Linked DNA regions of Homo sapiens: region 2 is linked to region 1. A link is a loop called in an ENCODE intact Hi-C map of the cell type or tissue named here. Cell type or tissue: endothelial cell of umbilical vein. All regions are shown on one strand.

Region 1 (8,000 bases):
ATATACAGACTTTGGGGTTCTCCTCTTTGGGCTCCCTCTTTTTGGGAATATGCTACCTTAATTTTTCACTACTATGCAAAACTTCATTCTATGAAACCTCAAGCCAGTGAGACTGTAGCCTTTTGTTTGCTACCTTCCAGACTTGATAGTCCCCTCTGGGGCACAGCCATATAAATGTGAGTCTTATTCAGTGTAGTTTCCAGAAAGAATTTAAGGATCAAATCCCTTCTAGTTTCTGCTCACTTTCCCTCACTCTTTAGTGTCATATTGTAAGTGTTATCTGTGGGAAGATTGTTCCAATACAAGCTTCTCTGCTATTGCCAATGCATAGTTTCTCTGCTTTGTTTTTAAAGAATCCTAGGTTAACTGTTATGTGGATCTTACACAGGTAGTGTAGTTTAGCAGCGTGCTCTGGGCTGGGAAGCTGTCTGAATTATCTGTTACCACAGTGCTGCCTTCCCCCTGGTTTTGGTATGCATGCTAGCTCTTTTCTGTTAGGTACAATATACAATAACCACCATTTCTAGGTTGGCAAGGACCGTATGTATTTAACAGTTGCTCTCCTATCCGGATGCCATGGCTGGAGGGTAAGCAAGGGACTGCACTTTATTCTGGATACTGGGATGGTGAATGGGTTTTCAGGTAGTAATCCCACCACCTGAGGATCAGTGCCTTCTAAGAGCTAACTCAAAAACCAAATATTCATCTGGGAACAGACTACTTGCTGAAACGAACAAATTCCCAGGCAGTTGAAAACCTTTGTGTTTCCTACTGGGAATAACCTGCATTCACAAATTCATTAGCCTTTTATGTGGAGTTGATGAATAGCATTCCAGGATTATAAGAATACTTGTAACATCCCAGAATATGCACATTAGTCTCTTAACTTTACAAGCAGAGTATTGGTATCCAAATTTACATGGTCTTAACACAAAGCATGTTCTTTTCTACATGAAGGAATACCTGCTAAGGGCCGGGAGAAGTTCTAAGGAATTAAGTTGTAAGATAGCCTGATTTTTTGTTTTTTAACATGTCTTGCTATGTTGCCCAGGCTGGTCTCAACCTACTGGGCACAAGCAGTCTTCCTGCCTCAGCCTTCTCAGTAGGTGGGACTGTAGGCATGCACTACTGCACCTGGCACAATCTGGTTTTTAAGAGGCATCCTAGCCAAGGACATTACCTAGCAGGCTTGGCATGTATATTTTATGCCAATGGCTTGTAGGTTTCATATCACTCTGGATCAGTCACAGTAGACTTACAATTTAAATAGCTTTTAGCCTTTCTTCAAACCGTACCCAAGAATTTGTTGTGCTTGTGGGTGTTTGAAATATTCTGGCTTTCAGCTTCTTTTATACATTCTCTCTGTCCTACTTTCTCTAGGACCAAAACCTTATTATCAAGGTGTCATCTCAATTCTGCATTATCTTGCAATTTATTTTTCTGTTTAAAAAAGTAAGGTAAGAGACCACAACCAAGCAACCAAAACAAAATGAAAACCTCAGTTTATGCGAGACGGTGAAAACAAAAATTTTTCTTGATCTCCTGTTAAGAGAATAGTCGAAGCACTTCCGCCTTGCCTCTAGATGTCTGGCTGGCCAGATAGAATCCCTGTTTCTAACCAACAGCTATAAGACGCTTGTGACAAGTGATTCAGAAAGTGGGCATTGTGTGATATGAAGAGCACACACCTATTTTGGGCAATTTATACTATCTTAAAACAGCCCAAGGATATAGCTAGCCTTCTCTCAGTTATTGATTCCATATTTCTTTTCTTCTTCAGTTGCAAAAAGGAAATACAAATATACACACATAAACTACATGTATGGCTTTGCTTTTCATTTTTAACAAAATCCAAACTCAAGACACCTTTGACAGTTTGATAAGAACAGGCAGAAATCTATGAACTGTGCTTAACATGGAACCCTGTTTTAGAAGAAAAATCAAACCTCTCTTTGAGAGGTTGAAGTGAGATATGGGTGCTCTGTGTTGCAAGGGCATGTCACTGTTACAGTAAGTTATCTGTGTAACACCCTTTCCTTCTTCTAGTAAACTGCATGTGAGAAGAGGGGACTTGGCAAAAGCTTGGCACTATTTTGTTTATTGGAAAAGGAGAATCGTTATAAATATCACCTTAGGCCCCCAACTCGAGAATATAATACAGTTTTGCAAGTATCTTGAATTTTTAATGTCTCCCACCTATTTCTCAGTATATTTTCTTAAATCAAAATTGACAGCTGAGGTTGTCTCAGTATGTTAGCATTATATCTTATTCTTTTAAATGTATGTATAGAAACTTTTTTTTCTGGGAATATATCTGTATAACTTTTTGTTTGTTTTGATGTATAAAACTAGCATTCTCCTAGTTTATTTCCTATTAGGCCCATTTGTTGTAACTAAGTACATATATGATACCCACGTGGAATATTTCATATCCTTTACATCATTACTTAAAATACTAAGGAACATTTTGTTGCAGAAGAAATGATAGCAAAAATTAAATATAAACTTACAGAAAATGGTATTTACATAGAAATGAATACATGCAGAGTTTTGCATTAAAAAGCACTCTAATTATCCAAACTATATTACAAACTCAGTTTTGTCTTCCAGTCTCAAAGCTGCTAGAATATATATAGCATACACTGTTTTGCTATTATATTCATTGAAAAAGATCTAAAGCATTTTTGTCGTTGACTATACCTCATACCCCACCAAGCATTGTGACAAAATTAATTAGGGACGGACAAGACAGGCACAGAGAATATACAATAGGACGAGTATATTGTACAAATAGATTAAATGATCTAATGAGAGCTAGTGTGTGATGTTTCAGTGTGGTGCAGGCAATCTCTCCTTCTCATGGCTTTATCTTTTTCAAAATCCCATATTTTACTTCGGAAGTTTGTCCTGAGGGTGAATGAGGCTATAAATGAGTGCCAGGTACAGTACCTGGAGCCAGGGTGACTCAGATGTTAGAAGGCTTTGCTGACTCTGTTTTTTGAGTGAAGAAACTCCTGAAGGTTAAGTAACCTGCTCAGCTTATGTGATTAATAAAAGGCAGAGAGATAATCCCAGCTGAGATCTCTTACAAGACAAAGCCCCTGCCTTTTCCAGGGCATAGTCATGACATTTTCTACCTTTTTCATTGCTGAGGTTCAGTGTGGTCAAGGACTTTAAAAGACCGGGACATGCGGGTGCTACTCTCTGCTGATACATTTCAGTGTCAGTTCCAGGAGCAGGCCTCTTCCTAATGAGGAGGCATCTTGCATGGTGGCCAGATAGTATCTTACGAGAGGGTTGATCTACTGTTTGGAGATTTAGAGAACACAGATTTTTATAGCTTTGTAACTTTAGAGGCCGATGGGATGACGGCATTTTGGAATATGTTTAATTAATTTTCATTAATTTAATGAAAATGGATGTTAAAGAGACTATTTAAGAAAAGCATTAGAAGCTGCTGTTAATCAAAGAAGGGGGCTTGAGCATTCTTAATTTGTTCTGAAGACCTTGTGTCAGAAAAACACCCCTGACTTCCTTACTAATGAAAGACAGTTTTCAACTCCGGGGCCATTTACAATGTTAGATATAAACTCTATTCAACTGTAAAGATTTTATACAGTAATATCTTTTAAATTACACATGGTCACATTTTTATCCACAAAATGTGACTTTCATTCCCCTTTTCCTCTGGATGTCACCTTTTTTTCAAAATGTTGTTTCTCCACTCAAAGAACATTAGTTACTTCCCCTGGCCATTGTACTGAAACTCCGCAAGTGTTTTCAGTTGCCTTCCGGTTTCCTGCTGTGATAACAGTGATAAATTATGTTCTGAGGCTGGAATTCATGATTCTGTGGCAGGCCGTGTCAGCATACCTTTCCAACCGTATTTCTTACTACCCTACCCTGAGTCCCCTGCTTTAACCAAATTGTCCCGCTCTGCTCTCCTGTGCCCTCTCAGACAGAGATGATTGATTGGTTATGCCTACCCACTGTGGGTAGATTTGCTGTCCTGGTAAAACACTCTAATTGTTGAAACATAACATAAAATCCATTTTCCATCTCTGGCCGTTCCTTTTCCTCAGTGTTATTTCACCTTTTATTCTATTGATTCCCAGCTGTGGCTGCCTTTTAGAATCACTTGAGGTTGGGAGAGCATTAAAAAAGGGGGTAGCAGAACCACTGCCTGGGGCCACTCAAATAAGAATGCCTGGAGGGTGAGGCACATTCTTAAAAGGTCCCCAAGAAATGTTTAAATGTGCAGATAGGGCTAGGAATGGCTAACTTGTGACCTTAGCCAAGTTACTTAATCTGCCTGGGCCTCAGTGTCTTCTGTAGTAGAATGAAGGATAATAGTACTTATTATTGTGAGGCTCAATCGAGTAATCGGTGTACATAAGATACAGTGGTGTTACTAGTAGATGCTCAGTCTGTTGGCTACCATCATTATTACGCTGTTCTTCAGTGTACTCATCTTTCCTTTTCTCTCCTGTCTACTTCTACTTTAGAGCTCAACTCAAATCCCATTTTTCCAGTGGTTACTTAAGGTTTAAACTAAGTTGCTGCAACAAAGAGACCCAAAAATTCAGGGTTGAAATGAGACAGAGGATGGTTTCTCTTGTCACACGATAATCCAGTAGTGAGCAGTCCAGACCAATAGAATGGCTCTTCTCTGCACTGACATTCAGGGCTCCACATTCTTCCCATTTTGCTGGCTCATCGCATGTCCCATCTACTAGCCCATGGAAAGTGTATATGGCATTGGGCTGTTAATTGCCTTTTCTGGTGAGCAAGTTTTGGGTTCTAAGCATATTTAAGGCTCCCTCAAGGTGAATAATGTTTTGTGTTTCTCTTTGCTTCCCAGGAAGGTACTGAAATCATGACAAATGCTCTAATTTAGGTGCAGTATTTGTTGAATGAGTCAATGTCAGAACTTTTCTGGTTTTTGTAACAGCTTTATTGAGATAATTTACATACCACACATTTCACATATTTAAAGTGTTTGATTTGAGGCTTTTAGGGCCGAGTATGGTGGCTTATGCCTGTAATCCCAGCACTTTGGAAGGCTGAGATGGGAGGATGGCTTGAGCTCAAGAGTTTGAGACCAGCCTGGGCAACATAGCAAGACCTCATCTCTACAAAAAATGAAAATAATTAGTTCGATGTGGCTTTCAGTATATTCAGTTGTGCAACCACCACAATAGTCAGTGTTAGAATATTTTCATCACCTCAAAAAGAAACACCATATCACCTCTCCTCCCTTTCCTCAACCCTAAACAACCACGAATTCACTCTCTCTCTAGATTTGCCTATAGGTTCTGAACATTTCATGTAAATGGAATCTCATATGTGGCCTGTGTGACTGGTTGCTTTCATCTAGCATAATGTTTTCAAGGTTCATCTGTGAAGCATGGATTAGCACCTCATTCCTTTTAATGGCTGAATAATATTCCATTTTATGGATATACCATATTTGGTCTGTTAATTGGATGATGGGTGTTTGTATTGTTTCCAAATTTTGGCTGTTATGAATAAGGCTATTATGAATGTTTACATACAAATTTTTGTGTAGTTATGTTTTTATTCTTTCATAGTGTAAACCAAGGAGTAGAATTGTTGACTCAGATGATAAGTCTGTTTAACTTTTTAAGGACTGCTAGACTGTTTTCCAAAGCAGCTACACTATTTTATATTTCTACTAGTTGAGGGTTCTACTTTCTTTACATCCTTGGCAACACTTGTTATTGTCTGAATTTTTATTATAACTATTTTAGTTGATGTGAAGTCGTACCTCATTGTGCTCTTGATTTCCATTTCCCTGATGACTAATGATGATAAGCTCTGCCTACTTTTGTCAGTAGCAATTATTTAACCCCAGCTGTGTTCTTCCTATCATGTGTGTGCTCCTAGGTGTGTGAATAACCTTTTCCCTGGCTGACCATTTCTAGTAGCAGCACCGTGGGGCTTATCAGAATGGAGGGTTGGTGTATATATGATGTTGTGGCTGTGTGTATGTATAGCATTCTTATATAACTGTTTTTCATACTGAGAATCTCAGTCCTAGGTCCCCTTTTTAATACTAATTTACCAAAAAAAGGAAAAATCTTAATGCTGGCTTAACAGCTTAATTCGACAATTCTGCCATAAAATAGATTAAATAAATGACAGAGGGTATGACAAAAGGAGGTATGAAGAATCTGGAGTTATTTGGCTGAATTGTGATTTGAAATTTTATGACATTATCTTGGCAGTGTGTTTTCATAGTCATCACAACTTTATTCTTTTTATACATTAGTTCTATTCTTGAAAAGCTATACATAGAGAACCCATATATATACACTGAATTTGATTTTCTTGTTGAGTTCCATTATGTCCATAGTATTTGTACACAGGCAGTACTGTAGCTTCTGGTTTTTATACAGCAAGTCCATGAGGCCCTTGGAGGTGCTTCTTCAAGAGGGAATAAGAATTTGTTAATTGTGTTCACTCTTGAAATTTCCCATGCAGAACATGAAGATGATGATGTGCATTTCAACAGTGTTGTGGAAATAATCTTGACTCAGAAGGCAAATGCCTCGTTGAACATGCAGAGTGCTTTGCATATGGAAGGTGCTAGTGGATTTTGTTTAATCCATAAATGAGGAAGGCACTTCATCTCACTAGGCCTTACTGTTATGAATCAGGAAAACTAGAGGGTTGAATGGTGTGGTTTCAGAAGTCCCTTGCAGCTCTAAAATTATTTTATGCAATGATGATTCTATTTTCAACTTAGATTAAAAAACAAAACAAAAATGATATATAAACAAGTATTTTCAAAGATCCCAGTATACACCTCTGGGGGTCCATGAGTGAGTCTTGCCTGTTTCCCATGTCTTGACTTCTCAATTGCTTTGTTGGGGAGGGAACTTCCTATTGCTGTGGGGCCCTGGTTCTGGAATTCATGTACATGACTTAGTTACAGAAATCAAATTACTTTTTTTATGGTGCAAAAGTAAAGCATTCCTAAATGAATATTTGCCAAGCTGAGTGACTGGTGAGGTCATTTTCAATGGGAGACTATATTCCATCATGGCTGGCTTCAGTCTGATTTATTGCCATCCACTCCTGAAGCCAAGCCAGCTGATGGAGGTGCTGGCAAGAGCTGTGTCTCCAAGCCCATTGTGGAGATTGAGTCGGTTCCCAGCCATGGCTGAGCAGCCAGGCCAGTGGCACGCTCATTTGGCTGCACTTTGCAGGGGCCATCTGATAAGCATGGCCACATGTTCATATCAGGTGTGCCAAGAGAAATGCTACCTTGTCTGACACAAAATAGAATTGCTGGAGAACTTTATCTTTTGAGAGAAAATATCTTTAGAGTGTCATTGCCCTGAATGGAGCCCTTGCTCGTGAAGTTGATAATCTTAGGGTCGGCAAAACAACTGGGTAAGGAGATTGAATCAGTTTCCTGTAACTTCCTGGGGTCAACAGATACTCATGTTCTTTGAGGTTTCTGAGAGTTTTTATAAACCTACTTTTTCTTCTATTTTTTTCTTTCCTTTTTTTAACCTTTAAAATGGCAATGGCGATGGATTTAGATGCCCTTAATCTATCAGATGCCTGTCCAGAACTAGATAAAAAGTTAATGGACCTGTGTTCTACAGGTTGTTAAAAACAAGTGTCATCTCAAACAACACCTGTCATCTTTGCTATATAGAATTAGTGTATGGAAAAGTGAGCCTTAATAAAGGCTCACTTCCTAATATGGTCAGCCATTGCTCTGAAAGAACTGTCTTCTGTGTGAGCTCGCATGCAAACTCCTGTCTCTCTCTCTCTCTTGCATCCACTCTCCTCCATTCCACTTCCTCACTTTATCATCCTCGCCTAGGAACAGGTAGTTGAGATTCTTACACATGGTACCACCTTTAAGCATTGGCAGAAGTGAGATTAGCCCCTGACTTCCAGCCTCTTTGTTTTTGAGATTCTTTTTGTAACCATATTTCCAGATCTCCTTTGTTCAGCAGTGA
Region 2 (8,000 bases), 170 kb before region 1:
TTGCCACATTTCTGAATTAGGGTGGTATTATATCTGAGCAGAATAAAATTTAGAGACATTAAATCATGGACTTCTGTGGTTGAAAAGACTTTGGAATTTTTTTAAAACTCAGATTTAATTGGCTCCTTAAAGGCCAAATTTCTCCAATACCTTCATTTTTCCAAGCCTGTCAAGAAAGGACAACATTGTTATTTATGTTGCATGGCTCATGGGATTGATGAGAAAGAGCTGAGGCAGAAAAACTTCAGAGGGATCTGGATATGTCTTTGTAGAATCTGAAATGCCAGGTGAAGGATGGTCCCTGGCCCATTTATTTATTGTCAGTGAGAATGGAATCAAAATAAATGAGCTTAAACTACAGCATGAAGAGCTTAGGTAAAATCTGAGAAAAATCCCCCAAATAGGGTCCTTTTATTGACATTAGAATAGGTTATCCTGTAATCTTAATAGATTCATTGCACACATCAAGTCAATATGTAGAGAAACTGGGTTGCAGCAGAGAAAGGTTTAATCAAAGGGCCACCGAATGAGAGGGGAGGAAACCTCAAATCCATCTCTCTGAGGAGTTTGGGTTAGAGTTTTTAAGGGTTTTGGAAAGGGGCAGGCTTGGCGGTTGTTGATTGGTCGAAAAATGCAGGGTGAACATGGGACAGGGAGGTGAACCACCTGCATTCTCATGCTGATCCGTTCCTCTGTGGGGGTCTTCAAACTGGTTGTTGGCATTCAGGGTCTGAAAACATTTTAAGCCATCCTTTAAAAAAAAGACCTTATGATACTACTGTCAGAGATCCTGTCTATAGGAACAATGGGGATGCAAATCAATTCCTAAACTGTCTTAGGACCCCAATATCAGAAATCCTACTCATAGGAACAATGGGGATGCAAATGGCCACTATCTAGTGCTATGTGACTTTTAGCAACAGGGAAGCGGGCCAAGGTGCAGCCTGACTAGTGCTTCATTGTAACCATATTTCAGTCCAGAACCTGGCATGCAATTCTTATCAACCCTGTGGGGATGGTTTCACTCCTAAGCGTTTTTGATGTTAGCTGCTGCCCTTTGTTCAGATGGATGGCTGTCCTTCTAGGTGGTTGGATGCCTTTAATTAATAAAGATTCTTCTGGGTGCTAGCAACAGAAACCTGCCAGACCTTGCTTCAGTGGAAGGAGAGAACTCACATTAGGAACACAGGAATAGGGTCCAGGAGCCCCCTGCAGCCTGGGATCGAGGCTCTAGGAACCCCACAAATCCTTGTTGCTCTCCTTTCTGCTTCCATGTGTCTGGCTGCTTAATTCTCCTCCCTGCCTATTCTGCTTTTCCTGTCCCAAGGGCAGAACTCTGAGTAAGGGGATTTGTTACAGGGTGTAAGCCACACAATAAGGCTGATCTTTCTTTTGTAATGCCAGTTCTGGTTTTCCCTCAGTGCCCAGCTTGAGATCACCCAGGGGTGGGCAGGGCGTGGTACCTGGAGAGAGGACTCTGGTCTAGTCCCAGGCCCTACAATGTTATTGGGGGCATATCAGCAATTTGGGGGGGCAATTTTGATTGTCAGTGATTGAGGAGAGCTACTAGCATTTATTGGTTGGGGACCAGGGATGCTAAACATCTGTAATGGGTAGCACAGTTGTGTATCACAAAATGTTTCCTGTTACCCACTAGACAATCATGGACAAGCAAAATCTGAACCTAGACCTAACTTAGGTATAAGCAAATAATCGTTGCACATTTTAAGTAAACATCGACGTTTCCAGTTAATGAAGAAAGGTTGTGCTTTCTTTTGTTAGGAAATTTACCATTTTGGAAACTCATGTTACCTGTAGAATTAGCACATCACCTGTATCAGTCCATCTTTGTAGCTGACATGACACATTTTAAAAATTTCACATTAAAATGAAGGCATCTAATGGCTCCATTATGTCTTTTAGAGTGGTCTGGCCCAGCTAATTGCATATTGAAATACATTAGATTTGTCATAAATTACTTTCCTTTATTGTCTTTTCTGTCAATCTTAGGACATTAAATGTATATGTTTGAAATTGTGTTTAGGTAGGTTATCTGAGCATTTGGTTCAGATAGTAAAGAGAGTGTTATAAGTTCACTGTAAGCCCCAGGGGCTTTGGGACTGATAGGGTTTAGAACATTGCACTAGGGGAAATGAATTGTAAAGTAATGTTTTTTCTCTAGACTAATGATTCAGCTGAATTAATACTTTTAATGTGAAGCATTTTTAAAGAAAGCAAACCAGCCTGGTGCGGTGGCTCACACCTGTAATCCCAGCACTTTGGGAGGCAGAGGCGGGCGGATCACGAGGTCAAGAGATTGAGACCATCCTGGCCAACATGGTGAAACCCTGTCTCTACTAAAAATACAAAAATTAGCTGGGCATAGTGGTACGTGCCTGTAGTCCCAGCTACTTGGGAGGCAGAGGCAGGAGAATTGCTTGAACCCGGGAGATGGAGGTTGCAGTGAGCCGAGATCGCGCCACTGCACTCTAGCCTGGCAACAGAGTGAGACTCCATCTCAAAAAAAAAAAAAAAAAAAAAAAAGAAACCTTGGCCCACATGTGGGGTATAGCAGAAATAGAGATATTGGTCCCATAGTGCTCCTCCCCGAGCCACAGCCATGGGTGGTGGACTGTCCTTGTTGTACAACCTCCACCCTCCCATGCATACAGGTAGTTTTTGGCTCTTGCTGGGCCATGGCTCCCGTGTAGGTCTCTGCATTATTCTGGAAAAACTGCAGGAATGGAAGGTAAAATTAGGTTGTCACATGAGTTTCATAACTGCACAAGGTTTCAGGGAAACCTGTGAACTTGCATGGGAAAATATTACACTTTCATTTTCCCTAACTTCTAGCCAAAATTTGGCAATTCTTTCACTTTGGAAGGTTGGACATAAGTCACAGTAGTATTAGTGCTGTTTGTGACTTTGTCACCAATAGAAATCTAATATTTTCATGTCACATTAGAGATGATTAACAGGTGTGTTGAAATACCAGTATTCATCACCACTTTGAAATTACGGTGGTTGTTGCACCTGTTGCTAGATAGTATTATTTAATGTGTTAAGATACAAGCTGCAGGTATTGCCATTTACCAATTAAAAAAAAAATTGGGGGGCCAGACGCGGTGGCTCATGCCTGTAATACCAGCACTTTGGGAGGCCGAGGTGGGCGGACCACTTGAGGCCAGGAGTTTGAGACCAGCATGGCCAACATGGCAAAATCCTGTCTCTTACCAAAAATAAAAAATTAGCTGAGCGTGGTGGCGGGTGCCTGTAATCCCAGCTACTAGGGTGGCTGAGGCAGGAGAATCACTTGAATCCCAGAGGCAAAGGTTGCAGTGAGCTGAGATTGCACCACTGCACTCCAGCCTGGGCAACAGGGTGAGACTCTGTCTCAAAATACATGAATAAATAAAATAAATAAATAAATATAAAAAATATTTTGGTAACAGTATTTCAATATCATTGATTTCCTCTGCAGTCCTGTGTATTTTATTTTATGCATTAAAAAAGTCTTTCTGAGAAGGAGTCCATAGGCTGCCCCTAGTTTGCCAAGGGGTACAGTAGAATTGTGGTGTGTTCTAGACCCTGCACACCCACTGCTCCCCTTTCCCTCCTCTTCATCAAGAGTTGACCTCCTCCTGACTTGGGCTTTCTCCAAGGCTGTCAGGTGCGTTTGTAGAGTGGGTGTGGGCTTATCTCCAACTTTTTATCTTAGACCTGGTCAAAGAATTGAGCTCTATTCTTGGCTCACTGGTTTATCATATCCAGGGAGGCAAGTTTGTCAGAACGTTCCTCTAGCAAGGCCATATCTGTCACTACAAGGTATGTGATTCATTTAAAGCCAAATGTCCTAATTATCTGAATCCTAAACAGAAGTCTGATTTCAGCTTCAGTTTCAGTTTTTCAAGTGGAGAAAACCCACAGACATTCTGCAGGAAAATGCCCTAAATACACATTAACCCCCTGTTTTCCTCTTGGTATGCTTTAAGGTTATATCATCGACAACAGCACTCTAAGAAATAGGTCTCTGCCCAAGAAATATGTTGTGCACATGGTTGCCAGGGGTGTTTTCCTGTTGGCGTATGGCTTTGGACAGAGGGGCATCCCCTAGGAATTGGGGCTTGGCTTGGAGGTAGTCAGCGCCATAGGAATGCACTTCCTCTTGGCTTCCCGCTTGCCACTCAGTGAGTCCAGCCCAGAGGGTGCTCTGCCGCTGCTGTACCTGGATTTCTGAGAGTGGAGTCAGCCCTTTTCTGTTTCTGGAAACTTCTCTTGATAGGAAATGACTCTGTCCACAGAAGAGCTTATTGTACTGCACCTCGTCAGGCTGCAGACTTGAAGTCATTGCTGTGCTGCCATGGGCATCTCTTTCCACTTGTAGCTATATTTAGAGCATGAAAATGCTGAACATTTCCTTCCTGTTTCTTTAGAAGTCAGAGCGGGGAGGGATTTCTTGTATTCAACACAAATCCCTCGGATAACCATATGAAAAGATAATGGGAATAATAATTTTTCGTTCTTTGTTTAAAAAAATATTAACGCTGAAGCTTGGACTAGAATAGTCTCTATTTTTTTTTTCTGCTTCATTTTTCTATGTTATTGGTCAGTTTTATTATTGAGGCAGTTACATTACATTATATTCTTACTGTTTAAAGATAATGTATTTGTATTTAACAAGTTTATCAATGAAGGGATAGCATCTCGCCTTTCTTTTCTTTTTTTTTTTTGCAAATGGAAATAGCAAAGTTATGTTGCTTTCTGAGTCACTGATTGATATTACAGATTTGTGTTCAAGATTGTTGGCACAATTAGGCCTGTTTTTTTTTTTTTTGTTTTGAGACAGAGTCTTGCTCTCTTGCCCAGGCTAGAGGGCAGTGGCGCTGGTCACTGGTCACTGGTCTCAAACTCGTGGGATCAAGTGATCTTCCCACCTCAGCCTCCCAAAGTCCTGGGATTATAGAGGTGAGTCTGACCTAGGCCTAATTTTTAAAGTGAGATACCTAACATAATTTTATTAAGAAGCTGTTCTTCTATCATTGCCCTTTTTTTTTTGGCTTGAGAAAGCAAGAAATTCACCAAATTTACTCGCTAAGAGTTAGTGATTCAGTCTGTAGGATCTCTGACCACTCCCCTCCCCCACTCTGAACCACATTCACTCAGACTGTTTCATATTTTAATCCTACTTTGTGGAGAGCATAAATAAAGTCCAGAAGGTCTAAAGTGTAGGAGTTAAAGTACCCATGTGTGGTCCATCTTCTGGTCAGATGGATGACAGAATTAATTGTGCAGCTGCTGGACACGGATAGATCCCATTACCATTTTATAGACCATATCACAGTAGAAAGTGGAAAATATAGGTCCTGTCTTCAACTTGACAACCAAAAGGTGAGGACCTCACACATGCAGATGAATACTTTCTCTCTGAGAACAGACCTTTTGGGCATGGTAGCTGGTGTACTGGGAATACTGGGTCCTCCTGTTACCGTGTCTTGTGCACACTGTCTAATGTCATGCTTGGGATAACCATGTATATTAGCTTCCCTTATTTTCACCGGACAAACGTGAAACTTATGAGGGAAAGTGAAGTATGTTGTCTGGGGTGACTCACATAATAAGCAAGGTGGTCATATAATTTATCATCCAAATCAGGATGCTTTTGAGAGTGAAGAGGGGTGCTATTGATGATTATGCTGGGATAACAGGCATAAAAGGGGATATATGGTCCCCCTACTGATAAGGTACAGATTGGGGGTTAAATGCAGGTCTCTGATCTTAAATTGTGCCTACTTTCCATTACATGCTGTTAGATCAGGCCACTCTGTCTGCAAATGAATTGGTAAGGCACAGATGGAAGAACCTTCTGAAGATGAGTTCTGCTCTAAGAATACAGCCGAAGAGAAATTCTCTAAGGCTAGGCGAAAGGTTTTTTTGGCCAGAGAAATGTCTACTAGAGATCTTCTTTCATGTAAAAACATGGAAAGGGTTTTGTTGGAAAGACAGTTTCTTCCTTCATAAAAATGGTTTTCCATTGTTTGTTTAAAAGAATGGGTCTGCTTTAGCATTTATAAGAAAGACGGAGTAAGAGTCACAGAATCTCATATCCAGGGCAAACATCTTCATAGCCTGTGGCTGTTAAGATCCAGAATGGTAGATGAATTCTTTAATAGTAAGGTGTGTAGATACAAATTTACTACTCTTGTTTTTAGCACTCTGGCCGTGGCTGCTATCAATGAGGCAATTTTGTGTATGGTATAATCTTACTCTGAGATGTTAAGGTAAAAATCCCAGCCCTCAAATACACTGCTTTGCCACACTGGGGCTTGTGACAAGCCTTTGTACCTCTGTGAGCTTCAGACACAGGCATGCAAACACACCCAGCGGAGGCTCAGACATGAAGACAGATGAAGCGCAGGGTTCTTATAAATGATATTACAGCCCAGCCATGAAAAGGAATGAAAAACCTCGCACAGTATCGCAGGAATTATTTGTTCGCAGTGTCATGTTCTCTTGCAGCCTTCTAAGCCAGCTGAGGTGCAAAATCAAAAGTTTCATAACAGAGTGGTTCTGTAAATACCAAAGACTGTAAAACAGCCCTGCTAGATTACCACTTGTCATCAGGTAAGCAGTGCCAGAGGATGACATGCCATCCACAGGCCAGGCCACTGCTGGCAACCCAGAGCAAGCAGAGGGAGGGGTGCTGGTTATGCACTTGCTGGCCATTCGAGAACAGCTTTTAGTTGAGAGTTGTTATGTGGCCTTCCTTCTACACCCAGGTTTAGGGAGGACCTGCCTTCTGACTCTTGGAACACCTGTAAAAGCATGAATCCTAAAGTAGGTAAAGTGAAACTTGCTGGTGATGAAGAAAAAGTCCTTCCTCCATCAGGAGTGACCAGCAGGACCTGGAGAGGCACTTGGGGGCTCACGGCCTGCACCTGCCCCACTGGGTTGTGTGAGCCACTCCCTGAAGAGGACAATGATCTCTGGCTGTCTTTATGAATGGTCAGCTCTCCCCCTGGAAATAGGAGAACCACTGGCTACAAAACAGGGAGAAAAAGAAAAAAGAGAGGCATGAGAAGGCAAAGCCAACAGAGAAGGAGGCGGCCTGGGTGTGGGAGCTGTGGCCGTTCCACCGTGGGAAAGGAGAGATGGGACGATGTGGAGCAGCTGTGCTGCTGTGGGCGCCACAAGTCTGCTTAGAATGGGGGACAAGGCACTGGCTGGCAAGTCAGGAGATCTGGGGACTGACGCTTTCCCTGCCACTTTGTGAGCCTCTGTGTCTTCCACAAAAGTGGGCGAGTTGGGTCAGATGTTATCCAGCGTGACTGCCAGCTCTAAAAGTCTTTAATGCCGAGCCAATGAGCCATTCTTGTAGGGCTTACCAGTGTGACTCAGTAAACATTTGATGAGTACTTTATATCAGAAACAGGGCACAAAGGTTAATATAACACCTGTGCCCACATCCAGGGTGGGGCCATGTCATAAGCAGTCCCATTGCTCCAATAATCGGAGAATAGCTAACTTGTACCAGGCAGTGTTCTGGATACTTTCCATTGATTTATCTATTCATGAAATACATTAGCAAAATGAATTAGCAGGAAAAAAAAGTGCTAGCTGGGCACTACTGTTCTGATTAGAGAGAGGAGGAAACTAAGGCACGGAGAGGTTAAGTAATTTGCCCCAGGTTTCGTAGCTAACAAGTGAAGGAGCCAGAATTTCAACCTAGGGAACCTAGCTCCAGAACCCACACTGTGTGGCTGCTGTGGAGGTGCTATGGTTTGAATATTCCCTCCTAAACAAATGTTGTGATTTAACTGCCATTGTAGCAGAATGAAGAAGTGAGGCCTTTAAAAACGGGAAGATCATGAGGGCACTGCCCTGATGAAGAGATAATGCTGTTATCCAGGGAATGGGTTAGTTATTGAGAGAGTTATCTAGGGTTCCTGATAGAAAGGATGTGTTCAGCCCACTTCCCTCTCGGTCTCACATGCTTTTCTACC

The links. Peaks named below come from ENCODE experiments on the same cell type or tissue, not always from the same donor. Only the 100,000 strongest peaks of a DNase experiment are listed, where the experiment ranks them.
Region 2: a loop joins it to region 1, with 2.2 times the contacts of the local background. A loop is called at or near these places in 2 of 110 quality-filtered maps.

The regions. Positions count from the first base shown.
Region 1 is chr2:134,303,736-134,311,735 of GRCh38, forward strand. All of the region lies in intron 2 of MGAT5 (alpha-1,6-mannosylglycoprotein 6-beta-N-acetylglucosaminyltransferase), which reads left to right. Among named protein-coding and RNA genes, the nearest start is that of MGAT5, 54 kb to the left of the region's middle. In endothelial cell of umbilical vein, no CTCF peak of the experiment used is centred here; DNase peaks (open chromatin) are centred at 3,786 and 7,156; H3K27ac peaks cover 4,479 bases.
Region 2 is chr2:134,133,171-134,141,170 of GRCh38, forward strand. It overlaps a transcript of MGAT5 not described here. Among named protein-coding and RNA genes, the nearest start is that of MIR3679, 10 kb to the left of the region's middle. RefSeq lists enhancers at 422-1,044, 1,045-1,666, 1,688-1,857. In endothelial cell of umbilical vein, no CTCF peak of the experiment used is centred here; a DNase peak (open chromatin) is centred at 4,251; H3K27ac peaks cover 1,801 bases.